2 separate regions of the Homo sapiens genome follow, and region 2 is linked to region 1. The links are chromatin loops, found by intact Hi-C in ENCODE. Cell type or tissue: PC-3. All regions are shown on one strand. Links, peaks and the distances in the headings refer to the core of each region. The heading gives the core; the rest is flanking DNA.

What was found. A loop is a pair of places that touch in the nucleus more often than their neighbours do. Peaks named below come from ENCODE experiments on the same cell type or tissue, not always from the same donor. Only the 100,000 strongest peaks of a DNase experiment are listed, where the experiment ranks them.
Region 2: it touches region 1 in a loop (5-fold over the local background); 3 of 110 quality-filtered maps call a loop at or near these places.

What each region holds. Positions count from the first base shown.
Region 1 is chr6:145,885,726-145,891,112 of GRCh38, forward strand. SHPRH (SNF2 histone linker PHD RING helicase) reads right to left here. Exons shown (of 30, transcript NM_001042683.3): 29 at 2,295-2,375; 30 at 1-1,062. The coding sequence ends at 966. EPM2A-DT (EPM2A divergent transcript) reads left to right here. Exons shown (of 3, transcript NR_038246.1): 3 at 1-860. Among named protein-coding and RNA genes, the nearest start is that of FBXO30, 74 kb to the left of the region's middle. In PC-3, for the core only: a CTCF peak has its summit at 2,490 (motif pointing left); no DNase peak of the experiment used is centred there; H3K27ac peaks cover 947 bases.
Region 2 is chr6:145,702,039-145,707,425 of GRCh38, forward strand. All of the region lies in intron 1 of EPM2A (EPM2A glucan phosphatase, laforin), which reads right to left. Among named protein-coding and RNA genes, the nearest start is that of EPM2A-DT, 30 kb to the right of the region's middle. In PC-3, for the core only: CTCF peaks have their summits at 2,371 (motif pointing left) and 2,586; no DNase peak of the experiment used is centred there.

The DNA.
Region 1 (5,387 bases), core at 312-5,311:
AAGGGAGGAACAACTGGAGTGAAATAACAACTCTACCATGAATTCAGATATCACTGGCTAAAAAGTCTAGTTACACAAGAACATGGGAAAGAAAAAGAATCCAAGACATCAGTATAATAATGATTAAAAAAAAAACCCTGCCATATTTCCATGTTATAATAAAACAAAATCATAAAAACTGCAATATTTACAGATACATCAATCTTACAACATATAAAAACTTTAACAATAAGAAAAATTAAGAGTAGGGAAAGCAGATAATTTTAAGGTAATCATTAATACATTAAAAAATCTATTTGGAGTTAACTGTTTACACTAACACCACTTTACACATAATAGAAATATGAATATTTTCATTGTTTTTGTTTTCAGTAGCAAGATGCAGAAGAAACAAATAACTGTCTAACATTAACTTATTGTAAGGAGTTGTATTACTGCAAAATTACTAGGTGTAAAGTTATGGTATAAGCCTACTCAAAAAATGGGTTAATATAATTCACCATCTACTTAAAATATTACTAACAAGATATTGGTGAATCATGTGCTAAAGATACTGAAGGCCCTTCCAAAACTGAGATCTATGTTTGTTCAATATACCAGGTCATATAAAACTAGACTAGTTTACTTTCTTATTCCAACTGTTTTATGAGTGATCTTATCATAAGAAAAGTACACATTACCTCTCTTAATTCCCTTGCATCATCAGATATAGATACTATTTGGGACAAAAAATAAATGTTTTATTAGGAGTGTAAAATTAAGAATCTTTATAGATCTTTTGGAAACAGTATATTGAAAAGGACTCAATAAGTACTAAGCCACTGTATAACCAGAACAATAAACAAATTCATTCAACTAGGAACAGTGTTACTGTTATCTACTGGGTTTTTAAAACTTGTAACTTTGCTCTACAGCTATGAAAGTTTATTAATACACTAAAGTCCATGGAATGAATCAAGTGTAGTTCATTCAAGCTCTTCAGTTTCTTTGGTAAATAGGTCTGCCAGGTCAGCCACAGTCAAGACAGAGGCCTCTGAATGCTTTGCTGATGAGTTCGTGTGACTGCAAGGTTTCCCAAATGAGCACAGTCAGAAAGAAACCCCAAGCCATCAGCGATTATATTTGTAGTAATACGAACTAGACACATATTTTTTCTTAAGTTTTTGTAATTGGGATATAAGAAACTCCCAGAGGAAAGCAAGTGATAAAATCTTTGTTATACCTTGTCAAAGTGAAGATTTCTATATATTACTTTTAGTGTTTGTCAAAGTGTTTTTTCTCTGTGCAATTAATAGAACAAAGAATAAAACTCTTGACTACTGCTACTAAGGCTCTCACCTTACAAATTACCTTCTTACCACCTGAAGTTAATTTGTTTCAAGAGAATTTCAAACAACTCATAACTGCTATTTTATTAAAACAACCTAAATAAAAATCACTGAAGTCTGATACACAAGGAAAACAAGAACTTTAAAAAGCCTTCATGTTTTAGGTAAAAAGGCCCTTGTGGAAGCCTCTTTCCTTCCCAGAAACCATCAATGGAAGAAAATTTCTAGTTTCAAATTGCTTCTTTGCTATGTGACAATCCCTTCTAAGGCAATAATCTCTTCCTTGGGTACCATCCAATCCTACCTACCTCCTAAAGATGTAGAAAGATTTATGTTTTCAAAAAGATTTAAATAAATTATACCATAAATATTAGAAAGTTCTATGATTCCAGAGTCAAGCTTTTAAAATTAAGACTGGTTTAGTCTCTCTGCTTTTGTTTTGTCTTTGGATTGACACCACAATTAACCTTAACAAGTTTGTTTTTTTTTTTTTTTTTTTTGAGACACAGACTCGTTCTGTTGCCCAGGCTGGAGTGCAGTGGCACGATCTTGGCTCACTGCAACCTCCACCTCCGGGGTTCAAGCGATTCTCCTGCTTCAGCCTCCCGACTAGCTAAGACTATGGTGCGTGTCACCATGCCTGGCTAATTTTTGTGTTTTTAGTAGAGATGGGGTTTCACCATGTTGGCCAGGCTGGTTTCGAACTCCCAGCCTCAGAAAGTGATCCAATGTGGCAAAGGAATGTAGTATAGTTTATATTTACATGTTACAATTAATAAATTAATTCAAATATACAAAGTCTGGAGCACTGACTGGGAAACAGTGAAAAGGCAAAACGTCAGACTTTGCTTTTAAAAACGTATTTGTGCTATATTTTTCGTTGTCATCTAAGTGAAGAAGTTCTAAAGATACAAACTTTTAACAGGAAAACCTTCCCCCTTCTACTTGTGGTAAATTATTACCTACCTTCTCTCAGCAGTTTTCAGCATTGCCTGCATTCTTTCTTCTATTGTTGCTTTAATTAAGAATCTGTGTACAATAGTAGGTCTAAAAGGTACAGAAGAATTTTAAGCTTAAAAACATAGTAAAACAAATCAGTACAAACCGACTTCACATTTTATATGCTATATTCATCAGTCAGTTGGTGCCCACTTGTGGCAGGTGCTGGGAGGGGTTCAGCAGCGAATAAAATGAACTATTTAATCTCCATGAGCTGACATTCTAATGAGAGACAGACAATAAACACATAAAAGAGTAAGACGGTTTCAGGTAAATATAATGCTGGGAGAACAGGCTGACATGCAAACTGAAAAAAGAGTGATGGGAATGAGGCCAGTAGGCAAAGGAGGAGTAGGAAGAATATCCAAACAGAAGAAACAGCACATACATACACAGTCCCCGGGAAGGGAATATGCCTGGAACAAGCCTAACATGTTCAAGAGGCCAAAAGAAGGCTGGCATGGCAGAAGCATCCTGTAAGCGAGGGAGAGAGGTGAAAATAAGGGTGGAGAGATGTGCAGGGGCCAGGTCACACAGGGCCTTCCAGGATGTGACCAAGCATTTGAATTTTATCGTGGTTATAATGGGAAGCCCTTGGTGGGTTTGTATGCATGATTTGATGTATACCTGACTGTACTTTAGAAATCCCTTTGGCAACCGTGTGGAGGATGTACTTCTTGCTCAGCAAGAAGAGCACCAGAGAAGCCAGTTAAGAAGTCCTGTAGTCATCTGGGTAAGTAAGGGTGGATGCACTATGGTTGTGTCAGTGGAGATAGCAGTCAAGTAGATTTGGAATATCTTTTGGAGGTAGAGCTGACAAAACTTAAAAGATGACTGGCATGTGAGATGTGAAAAGAAAAATATAGAAGAGTCCGAGATTTCTGATCTGGGCAGGAACAGATGACAGTGCCACATTATAAGATGGGGAAAGCTCAGGGTGGGAGTGAGAGTGCAGAAGCAACACAGTTTTGTTTTGTCCATGTGAAACCTATCAGATACCTATTAGACAGGTATCCAAGGTGAGTCCAGAGATATGTGTGCAGAGCTAGAACTGGATATATGCACCTGGGACAGGAGCTATATGGGCATGTCTGGGCTGGGGGATATACACCTGAGAGTCATCAACCTGTAAAAGCTACCTAAAGCCCTAAGACTGGAAAAATTCATCGAAGGGGTGTAGACAAAGAACCCTCAGACCACTGGCAAGAAGTAGGTCACTAGAAATGTTATAAGTCTCACTTCAGTGATATGGTGGGGAGAAAATCAACCAGACAGGTTGACAGAGAATGGGGGATAAAAAAGTAGAGATGGAGGTAGGATGTATCAGAGTGTTTTTTTCTTTCTAAAGATGGATAATATTAAGACATATTTATGGGGTAATATATGACAGGTTGAGTATCCCTAACCAAAAACCCAAAATCCAAAACTTTTTGAGTGCCAACGTGACAAGTGGAGGATTCAACACCTGACTTCACGTGATGAGTCACAGTCAAAACACATTAAAAACGTTGTTTTGTGCACAAAATTATTTAAAATATTATATAAAATCACCTTCAGGCTATGAGTAGAATTTGTATATGAAACATAAATAAATTTCATGTTTAGACTGGGGTTTCATTCCTAAGATATCTCACTATGTATATGCAAATATTCTAAAATCTGAAAAAATCCTACAGGCAAAACACTTGAAGCATTTCAGTTAAGGGATGCTCAACCTGTACAAGGGAAATGTACACCTGTCCTTGAAAAATGAGAAAGAATGGAGTCCAGGACAAATGAATGGATGGCTTTTGAAAGAAAAGGGACACTTCTGCTGTAATAAAAGGGAAGGCATATGAGGTACTTTCCTGCTTATTACTGGATGACATATCCATGCTTCTGCCTACTACCAACCCCTTCCTCCACTTCAGTGTTTGATCCCATATCCTCTTGCCTACTCAAGGACATTGTCAAGCATTCTCCCTGTTCTCCTTCACTAGTTTTTGTTGTCTCTAATGAATCATTTTCTTACTAATTCTCCCATTTGAAAGGAAAACAAAAACCTCTCTTGATCTCATTCTCTTCCTTTTCTCTGCAGCAAAACTCCTCAAAATACTGGCCTTACCAGCCACACAGAAGCAGCAGTGCACTGTGGTTAAAGCTTGTACTGTGAAGGCAGAATGGCTGTGCCTGAAATCTGCCACTGCTTCTACTAGCTGCCTGACTATGGGCAAGTTACCTAACCTCTCTTTGTTATACAAATATTTGTTAAATAAGAAATACACAAAATCCCATTTTCTCCAAAACTAAAGTCAGGCTGTCACCTCTACCACTTAACCTGGTTTTGATCTCCATGTTGCTAAATCTAATGATCAATTCTCAATCCTTATCTTCCTTGACATTTTTCATAGCACTTGAAACAGGTGACCATAACCTCTTCTTTGAGGTACATTTTTCACTTGGTTCCTAGGACACTCCTGTCTTCTGGTTTTCTTCCTAACTCACTGTTTGATCTTTATTTGTTACCTTTGCTGCTTCCTTCTCCTCTCCTAGAACAGCTGAACTTTGGTGCCCTGGAGTTCAGTCCATGGTCCTCTATCTAAACTCTGTCTCTATCTAAACTCACTCCTAGGTAATCTCATTCAGTCTCGTGACTTAATGGACTTGTACATCTAGTTACAGAATAGAAATCTCCATTTGGATGTCTGTTCTTCCCTTACCAAATCTGCTCTACCCTGTAGACTTCTCCAGCTCAGTTGAAGGTTACTTCATCCTTCTAGTTGTCCAAGCCAAAACCCATGGTGTTATCCTTGACCCTCTCATACCCCATGTCTAGTCTGTCCAAAAGTACTATCAGTTCTATCTTCAAAATATATCCAGAACCTGACCACTCCTCATCATGTGCACTGCTACTGCCATGGTCAGGTCACCTTCAGCTCTCACCAGGATGACTGCAATAGCCTCCAAGACTCTCCCTGCTTCTACTCTTCCTTGCTCCCCTTCACTCCCACCCTATCACAGCACTCAGAATGATTCTTTTAAAACTTAAGTGAGATATGCCAAGCCTCTGTTCAAAGCCTT
Region 2 (5,387 bases), core at 114-5,113, 180 kb before region 1:
CCCTCCTCTTCCAGGTTTCCAATCATCTCTGCCCAACAGCATCTCTTATTGCCTTCTCTTGCCTCTAGCTAGCCCTGTGCTCACCCAGCACTCTTACTTCCCTATTCATTCTTCAGCGTCCTGCAATATGGCATCTGCACTCAATGCTCTATGGAAAAAAAACTTTAAACAAAGTCATCTGCTAGTTTCCATAATAATTTTTCACATTTCTTTACCTGTGTGCAATACTTAATGAGAGTGACCACCCTCTGTCGAAACTCTCCTTTGTAGGTTCCGTAAAACTTCTTTCTTGAAAGACAGTATTTTATAGCAGTTAAGTGCATGGGCTCAAGATTCAGACTCAGACTTCATTCCAAGTTGTATGATTTACTCTTTGTAAACAGTAATGAGAAAATCATTTAAGCAAACTGTGTCTGTTTTCTTATTTGCAAAAAGAAGAAAAAAAGAAAAAGAAAAATGCCTATCTGCCTCATAGGGCTGTTGTGAGAGAATTCAATGAGATAATCCATTTAAAAGATTTAACATAGAAACTATCACAGTTGATGTTCAACAACCAGTAACAGCTCTTAACTATTACCTTACACCTCTTCCAGTCCTCCTAGTCTTTGCAAAACTGTACACTAATGCAAAAGAGGTATACTACTAAAACAAACTCAAATTATTTTAACAATAACCTTGTTCAGACCTATATGTATCAAGACAAGACCATAATAACAGTAACTCCACTTGGGCTTATGTGTTTCCAAGGTACAAGATTTTTCAGTAACTCACATAGTTTACAATTTCTGCCCAACCCCTGCCCAACCATGCTAGCTTTACCCTAAAACTGAAACTACAAACTCTTTTCTCTTTGACTTGTGATCAATGCAATTTCTCTTGTTCTCTATTTTTATAAAATAACTTAATGCAAATGTAAGAGTTAACTTTTATTAATCTCTTCTTATTGGTTTATTCCTATCTGTGGGACAAAATATTTTGAATAGTGCTCATCTTAAACAAAATACCAGCTATCTCTCCCAACTTTCTCTTATCAGCAAATTTGATAAACATGTTTCTTTTTTTTTTTTTTTTCGAGACGGAGTCTCGCTCTGTTGCCCATGCTAGAGTGCAGTGGCACCATCTCACTCACTGCAAGCTCTGCCTCCTGGGTTCACACCACTCTCCTGCCTCAGCCTCCCAAGTAGCTGGAACTACAGGCGTCCGCCACCACGCCCAGCTAATTTTCTGTATTTTCAGGAGAGACGGGGTTTTGCCGTGTTAGCCAGGGTGGTCTCGATCTCCTGACCTTGTGATCTGCCCGCCTCGACCTCCCAAAGTGCTGGGATTACAGGTGTGAGCCACCACATGTGACCTTAGATATTCTTTAAAAAAAAACTTCCTTTTTTTCTTCCTGAAAACAGCAAAGATTTGGCACAAAACAATTAAAATGTTACATAGCATTTTAGCCATTTAAAAATATTTATTCTATCTACATCAAGTTTTATAAACAACTTTAAACAGCCTAATTTTTCAAGGCAATTACTCTCTTATACAGAATACAGTGATTATGTCAGTTTAAAAATTGCACTGATAGTCTCTTTACAAGTGAAAACTAGCAATCCATTACGCTGCTGAATGACTCTGATCTTCATGCTGTAGGATACAACTACTCTAACACATTTATGCCATTACTTACCTCAAAACCTTAATATCAACAAAAGTCAGCAAGGAATTATTCACCAAGCTTTACAAGTATACTTTTCTTATTTAACTCATCTTGTGGGACTAATTTTCTAGGAAATTCTGACACAAAGTTAACTGATATGAAACCATGATAAAGTGTTTCTCGAACATGTCATAAACATCAAGGATTTCACATAACAACTGTGTGATGATCTTCTGATGATAGGATAAAATAGGCATCACTGGTATTATCAGTTAAAAAGGACATCCATCAGCTTAATTTTAAAAACATTATTTTAAAATTGTCATAAAGAACCAATAGCAAGATTTTTGTAGGTTATTTTTAACTACTTTTAATTACCTACATCAAAGTAATCTGCTTATATCTGAGCAAAATTAAGCTATCTAATACATATTCCCAAATGAAGCAGAAGTTCTTAATAAATTGCTAAGCTTAAAGAGACTGCAGTCACATTTACTTCATTAAAGATTTTTTAAATGAATGGTAGTGGTTTATCTGAATTCTTTGAGAGAAAGGGAGTGCATGGGATGAGAAAGGAGAAAGATAAGGTTGGGAAACAATGAGGTACTTATTTAAAATAGTTATCAAATTTTTTTCTATAAGATTATATACAAACTATAAAAATTACAGTAGAGTGCAAGTGAAATACTGCCACCCAGTGGAAACAGAATATAAATAAAGTATTCAAATTTGAAAAGATTTTAAGAATTTCCTATCGCTTTTCATTTGGAATAATAGAGTTTAATAATTTTCAAAGTATTCTAAAATGTATTGTTTCTCAAAAAATCCAGTGGGACAGATAGCGGAAGTGTTAGTACATCTTTTCCTGAGTCTAAATTTCAAGATTAAATGACCTGACAGTCCTATACTTATACAGCAAAGCAAGGACTGAAGCCCAAGGCTGCTGGCTCTCAGTTCACTGCTGTTCACACCATATAACCCCTCCTAAAAAGCCTTTGACACCTCCATCTTTGTCCAAATATTGTACTTCATAGAGGATAAAACTGAGACTCAAAGATTATCACGTCCAAGGGTTCTTGGAAAAATAACCTGAGGCAGTACCCAAATGGTATTAATATTCTTAGAAGACTTCTAGTTTTCCTTTAAAATTCCTTTGAGATTTGTGTACTATTCCATAAGATAGATGTGTCTGTTTTAATTTCTAAATAATGCTTTTTTCCTCAAATGTCTTTTAGAAAAACTTATGCTTTAAGACAGCGTTGCATCTTTATCTCATGTTACAAATTTCCAGGCACATAATCACATTGAAGAAGGAAGATGGAGTGTATTCCAGTTTGAAATTTCTGGAAAGTGCCTTGCTCAAGTTCATATATTTATCAAGCATTTAATGAACATCTGCTACATGACAGGCATTGTTTTTGGTCCTAGGGCTTGCTGTAATAACAACCCCAAAGTATCAGTGGTATAAAAGAGCAAAGGTTTGGGCTGGGCACAGTGGCTCACGCCTGTAATCCCAGCACTTTGGGAGGTCAAGGTGGGTGGATGGCTTGAGCCCAGGAGTTCAAGACCAGCCTGGGCAACATGGTGAAACCCTGTCTCTACCAAAAACAAACAAACAAACAACAAAATATAGATATATAGATATAGATACAGATACAGATATATAGATATATATAGAGATAGATAGATATACACATGCACACACATACACACACACAAGTTAGCTGGGCATGGTGGCGCACACACCTGTAGTCTCAGCTACTTGGGAGGCTGAGGTGGGAAGGTCACCTGAGCCAGAGAGGTCTAGGCTGCAGTGAGGCAAGATTACGCCACTGCACTCCAGCCTGGGCGACAGACTGAGACCCTGTCTCAAAACAAACAAACAAAGAAAAAGTGCAGGGGTTTGATTATCTCCCATGTTAGAGTTCATTATAGATTGGCTAGGGGCTCTTGTTCACATTGTCATCATCTTCATGCTGACCATCAAGGCAATCCCTATTTGAAATAGCAACAATTTCTTGGCAAAGAGAAAGGAGAATGAGGCAACGCAACAGGAAATGACACACAGCACTTCCTCTCATATTTTACTGGCCAAAGCAAGCCACATAACAAAGATATACTTCTTCAACAGAGCAAAGAAGAACAATCTTCCCCTGGGGAGAGGACATGGATACTGGTAAACAGTAATCGCCTGCCATGCTCCAACATTTCCAAGATATACCAAGGAAAGATGGTGCTGGGTAACATGGAAGAAAGAGATCAGATCTCTCTGTATATGTGATGGGAATTCAAGCAATTTATTTAAATATGAAAAGAAGGGGTTTGCATAGAAGGCTGGAAGACTTGGAATGTTTAGGTTTCAGATATTCAAGATGCAAATGACTACATATTAGACAAGTAGAGAAAAGGTATTTAGAATGTTTGTGAGTATAAATTAAGACTCAAAGTCCCAGTTCTGGACATAGTACTTTATCAGTGTAAATCCATAAGAGCTGCCTGTATCCCATGAAGGATCCCACATCTTAACAGGAATTACACTGTAGGGTTGCTTATTGGGCATATACACAAAACTATAGCCAGGTAGGTGGTGTGTCAGAGCCTGATGTACAAAAATTATACCTAGAATCAACACATTAGGTTACCTAATTTATATATATGTAAACCTGCAAACAGTTGAGTGAGGACAACAAAGCCAGAAAGTGCACTAACCACATATATAACCGAAATATGTAACTTCACTAAACTGCATGCTATTTTTATAGCTCAATAACATTTGCTCCAGCTGGAAGGGTGCATGTTTTTCTTTCCCTCTGCTAATGCTGGAAGGTTAAGTCTCAGACAAGAAGCTCTAACGAAAGCCTTTATACTAAATCCAATCAACACTGATGGCCTAGGTAGCCACTGGAGAAAAACAGAGCAACTATACCTACAATGCACTAAAAGACCATGGCAGACAACACATAGAGATTAAAATAATATGCCGCTGTACTCCCAATCCAAAGGAATGTGTATACGCATGTGTTAGTGTTGTGTATTAATAAGATGGTTTTGTTCAAATACATTCAATAATTTTATATTGTATAATTGCTTGCTATGTTTAAGAATTATATAATAAATATAAATTATTTGAAGAGGCCACTTGCTATAGTTTAAGTGTTTGTGTTGCTCCAAAATTTATGTTTAAACTTAATCCCCAATCCAATGATATTGAGGTAGGGACTTTTGGAAAATGATTAAGTCATGAGGGCTCCACCCTCATTAGTGGGATTAGTGTCTTTATAAAAGGGCTTGAGGGAATGAGTTCATCCCTTTTCCCCTCTGCCATGTGAGGCTGCAGCAAGAAGGTATTATTTTGGAAACAAAGAGAAAGCCAAATCTATTAATACTGGTGCCTTAATCTTTGACTTCCCAGCCTCCAGAACTGTGAGAAATAAATTTCTTTTGTTTATAAATTACCCAATCTAAGGTATTTTTGTTATAGCAGCCTGAAAAGGCTAAGACACTACTTCTGATTGGTTTCCATATTATTACACCAAAGTCAATGTAGTGAATGTATCATGGTTTATTGTAGAACTAAAACTGCCATGATTTTGTCAGAAATCCAAGAAAATGGTACAGTACTAAGATAGGAAGTGGCAGGGGAAGAGCAGGCAAAAGTAAATAATTGCCAGATTGTGAGAAACCAGAAAGACCATACTAAGAAGTTTAGACTTATTTTATAGGAACTAGGAAATCATCTGAT